Regions from separate parts of the Homo sapiens genome. Here region 1 is linked to region 2. Evidence: chromatin loops called from intact Hi-C (ENCODE). Cell type or tissue: OCI-LY7. All regions are shown on one strand.

Evidence for each region. Peaks named below come from ENCODE experiments on the same cell type or tissue, not always from the same donor. Only the 100,000 strongest peaks of a DNase experiment are listed, where the experiment ranks them.
Region 1: it touches region 2 in a loop (17-fold over the local background); 2 of 110 quality-filtered maps call a loop at or near these places.

The regions. Positions count from the first base shown.
Region 1 is chr1:204,523,780-204,526,279 of GRCh38, forward strand. It overlaps MDM4 (MDM4 regulator of p53), which reads left to right. Exons shown (of 11, transcript NM_002393.5): 2 at 1,705-1,817. The coding sequence starts at 1,740. Among named protein-coding and RNA genes, the nearest start is that of MDM4, 8.6 kb to the left of the region's middle. RefSeq lists an enhancer at 614-1,813. In OCI-LY7, a CTCF peak has its summit at 1,409; a DNase peak (open chromatin) is centred at 282; H3K4me3 peaks cover 1,128 bases; H3K27ac peaks cover 2,500 bases.
Region 2 is chr1:206,049,508-206,052,007 of GRCh38, forward strand. No RefSeq gene overlaps it. Among named protein-coding and RNA genes, the nearest start is that of RHEX, 2.4 kb to the right of the region's middle. RefSeq lists enhancers at 1-44, 1,199-1,698. In OCI-LY7, a CTCF peak has its summit at 1,198 (motif pointing right); a DNase peak (open chromatin) is centred at 1,434; H3K4me3 peaks cover 1,820 bases; H3K27ac peaks cover 2,345 bases.

The DNA.
Region 1 (2,500 bases), 1.5 Mb before region 2:
TCTATGGAAGGGTGCATCTCACGGATGGAGCAATGGTGAGAGCACACCTGAACAAGGGAGGGGAAGGGGTTCTTATCCCTGACGCAGGTAGCCCCTACTTCTGTGTTGTTCCCGTATTGGCTAGGGTTGGACCGCACAGTCTAAGCTAATACTGATGGGCTATTTTAAAGAGAGCAGGGGTATGAGCTGGAGTGGCTGGGCGAGTAGTATGGCGGGAAGAACAGTTACAGAACAGGTGACTCAGGATGACTCAGGTCAAGGGAGGTGACCAGGAGTGACTCAGGATGGAGCAGGTGATAGAAGCTAGGAGGGGGTTGTTTACTGAAACGAGGGGCAAGGAGATGAAGAGAATGAGGAAGTTAAACTTTTAAAGTTTTAAATGAAGAACAAAGAACAGGGGAGCTGAACATACAGATACATTGGTTTTTTGGAGAGCATCTCAGAACTCATTGTACTTAACAATTTACAGGCTAAAACCTTTGAAGAGGAATTTATTAAATCCTACATCTCAAACTCCTGACCTCAGGTGATCTGCCCATCTTAGTCTCCCAAACTGTTAGGATTACAGGCGTGAGCCACTGCACCTGGCCTATTCTAGTCGCCATTTACCCTTTCCCTGATGTGGCTTGTTAGTCATCAGTTTTAATAATTGTTGCCTTTTGTTAGAAAAAGGCATAAATGAAGGTTAACTTAAGTTTATTTAAAAATCTATTTTCCGGCTGGGCATGGTGGCTCACGCCTGTAATCCCAGCACTTTGGGAGGCTGAGGTGGGCGGATCACGAGGTCAGGAATTTGAGACCAGCCTGACCAACAGGGTGAAACCCCGTCTCTACTAAAAATACAATAATGAGCTGGGCGTGGTGGCGTGTGCCTGTAATCCCAGCTACTCAGGAGGCTGAGGCAGGAGAATCGCTTGAACCTGGGAAGCAGAGGTTACAGTGAGCCGAGATTGCGCCATTGCGCTTCAGCCTGGGGGACAGCGAGACTGTGTCTCAAAATAAATAAATAAATAAACAATCTATCTTCCTTCTCTGTAGCTTTTGTTTTTTTAAGGATAAAAGGTAGGTGAAAGATTTTCATTGAACTTTACTCTGTATTTCACTTCATGCTACATCTTTTCTTTGATGGTATATGTCCATCTCGGTTTAACCCATTTTGTAGGTTTGTAATTGCTGTGTTTTTTTCTGGGGTTGGTACATTTACAAGCTGTTTTAACTGGTACTTAAAATGTTGACTCTTAGTTAACTTTCTATGGTCCTTTGTCAAGACATGTTCCAACATGTTGTAGAGGTTTTCCTAGAAGTCCTGTTGGAATCTTAAAACCTGTGACTTACCTTGGTAAATCCCCAGTCTTGCATCTAGAGAGTGCTCTACCTGATAACCATTGGGGAGATAATGATTTGACTTTCAGCTAAAACAGTTTACTGATTAACATCAGTTGGAGGTTGGAGCGTGCCTGAAACTGTTACTGTTTCAGCCTTCACCTGAGAGAAGCTTGGACGATTCTTACTCTTAATTAAATCAGAACTAGAAAGTAGTCAGAAGATATGCAGAACCTCAGCAAGGGTATACAGCATTTGTGTACGGTGCTCCATTATATGTGTCATATGTGTCTTTTACTTCTGCTGGTTGCCTTTGTGTGAATGCTAAATAGGGAATTTTCTGCATTAGAATAGATGTTATAAATTTTTTTTTCTATTTAGTTTTACCAACAGACTGCAGTTTCTTCACTACCAAAATGACATCATTTTCCACCTCTGCTCAGTGTTCAACATCTGACAGTGCTTGCAGGATCTCTCCTGGACAAATCAATCAGGTAAATCATTTTCGGTATTTCTAGTTTTTTGGTTTTTTTTTTTTTTAATTTTTAAAAAGTTTAGCTGTCTCATGACTGTAATCCCAGCACTTTGAGAAGTCAAGGCAGGAAGCTTACTTGAAGCCAGGTGTTTGAGACCAGCCTTGGCAACATAGTGAGACCTGTATCTCTACAAAACATTTCTAAAAGAAAAAATTAGCTAGATGCAGTGGGGTGTGCCTTTAGTTCTAGCTACTTGGGAGCCTGAGGCGGGATATCACTTGAGCCCAGGAGTTCAAAGCTGCAGTGAATTATGATCACAACCAGTGCACCCCAGGCTGGGCAAGAGAGTGAGACCTTGTCTCTTTTTTAAAAAAAGTAGGGGAGGTGGGGGTTGTGCTGGGCGAGGTGGGTCATGCCTATAATCCCAGCACTTCGGGAGGCGGAGGTAGGCAGGTCTCTTGAGCCCAGGGGTTTGAGAACAGCCAGGGAAACATGGTGAAACCCCCTCTCTACAAAAAAATACAAAAATTACCTGGATATGGTGGCGTGCACCTGTAGTCCCAGCTACTCTGGAGGCTGAAGTGGGAGGATCAGTTGAGTCTGGGAGGTTGAGGCTGCAGTGACCTGTGATCACACCACTGCACTCCAGCCAAGGCGACAGAGCAAGACCTTGCCTCAAAAAACAAAAGCGGGGGGAGCTG
Region 2 (2,500 bases):
CCCTCTGAAAAGATCTCTGGAACCCCCAGGGGGTCCCTGGACTACACTTTGAGAACTGCTCCCTAGATCATTGGTTTCTTGATGACAAGGCCTTTTTCTATTCATCCTTACAGACTGGGTTATTTATTTATTTATATTTATTTATTTATTTATTTAAACTGAAAGACCAGTGTAATAGGACAGACTGGGCTTTAAACAGACTATGTAGTTGGCACTCAGTAAACTTTGCCTGAATTGTTTGGAAATGTCTGTGTCATGAGGGTTTATCGCTCCATCATCAGCATCCAGGGACATGCTATACTCACTCTAGTGATGCTGTTATTGCTGAAGGCGTTTGGATTCTCCTTGGAGGTCGGCCTTTAGAGAAATTGGTAGTTCTGTTGAATATCCTCAGTGATGTCATATCTTTGTTCTCTGAGGAGTGCTTTGATTTTTGGAAACAGCCAGAGTGAAATCTGGATTATAATATGAGTAGTCAAATTGGGTAACACTGTATTTTGGATTTGTAAAAAGGAATACTGACTTCCTAAAACTGGGATGGCAGATCTACTTTAATGGCCATTTCTCTAATTTTACACACATATTTACACCTGTGCAAATGATGTTTGTTGCAGTTTAATAATTACATCATCATTTCAAGTGTAAAAAGTGGAAACAATCTAAATTTACTACTAGATGACCAGTTAAATAAACTGTGAGCAACCATAGAACGGAACACTCTGAAGAGGAAGAAAGGAATGAGAAAGTTCTGTATGTATTAATAATAAATTAACTCCTAGATATATTAAGTGAAAAAGCAAAAGGCAAAACAAAGTATGTAGTACACTGTCATGTGTAAGGAAGACGCCTGTATGGTGAGTGTGTTTCTGTGTGTCTGTGTGTTTGCTCATGTACACATAACGTACACAATAAACTGGGCATGCTGGTTTCCTCCAGGGAGGAGAACTAGATGGCTGGGGTCAAGAGCAGATGAGCAGCTTTTCCAGGACTATCCTTTTGTACCTTTTGAATTCTAAAACCATCTGAATGTGACCTAATGAAACAAACACTTCAAAAGTCCCAAACTGAAAAGGTGATGATGTCCTCCCCTTACAAAATTAAAAATAAAAACAATTTTAACACTTAGAAAACCTATTCTCTAAAAGAATTCTCTGTATTTCCTGGCCAATAACACAATTGTTAGAAGAAATGTACAATGTACCAGGTGACATGTGGAAGGGGACAACAGAAGGGGGCAATGACAGGCACTTGTGAAAACATTTGCCTTTTTCTTGATCACGTCTTGTTCCTCTTCTCATCCTTGCTTCATTTCACAAATAGGGGAACTGAGTCCAAGTAAGTGAAGTGACTCATCCGTGCCACCTGGGCTCTTGGTTCCAATGCTTGCCTTGTTAGGGGATTTCCTGACTGCTCCTGCAGCTCTCTTTGCTAGAATGTGGTAAGAGTTGGGGGAGGAGAGGGTGGCAGATCCTCTTTCATTTGGCCTTAAGCACACCTCCCTCTTCGCCTCTCACCCTGAGCAGGGCTGGCGCCTGAGGCCGGTGAACACCTGTGGTGGTGGCTGTGGGACAGCATCTTCCCCTGCTCTTTCTCTTCCTTCTTCCCCTTGGCCACCCACACCCAGGCAGGTGTCCTCCCCAACCCCAGGACACTGCTCTTGGTGTTTCACAGGCACGTGTCCTCTTTTTCTGAAATTGACATTACCCAGTTCAACATCACCTACTTTACCGGAGTACTTTGGGCTCTTTCAAATCAATTTCCGCTTCGAAGGCTAAAGATTTGTCATCAGCTAAGAGGTTCAAAAGTCTGTGGTGTAGGCTCTCCAAAATTCTGGCAGAGGTCAGTTGACCCTGGCTTTTATGAAGGAGTCTTTGGCATTCATTCATTCATTCATTTATTGAAGAAATATGTATTGGACCTATTCATTGCATGAGGCACTTTCTAGACACTGGGGGTGAAATGTTGGCCAAAACAGATAAGGTCTCTGTTCTTATGAAGCTCACATTCATGTGATGAGAGGCTGACAATAATCAAGTAAACAAATAAATGATCAAGGTGACTTCAGATACTAATAGATGAGAGGGCGATGTGACAGATAGGGTCTGGGGAGCCACCTTTGAATTTGTGCTGAATTCTATCTGAAGATGCCTTCACTAAGAGAGAGGTGCTGTCTCCATGGCCTTTGAGGCCCTCCCCTCCAGTGGTGAGATTTTAACAATCTCCCCATCTGACAGGTTCCCATGCAGGAATGAAAGACATGGAAGGGAAGAGGGGGGCCAGCTCCCTGAGTCCTGTGTCCACCAGCTGCTGCTAAATACCTCTGAGAAACTCTGCTTCTATCTAAGGGGACCTACTTCTCTCGGGAATCTCAATACTTGGAACAAGAACCTCCTAGACGGACCCTTTGGCATAATGAATTGGACCAACTGTAGGTTCCAGGACTAGAGAGCCAGCAATGCCTCCATGAACAATCTCACCCAATTACTCTGCTCAGGTAAGA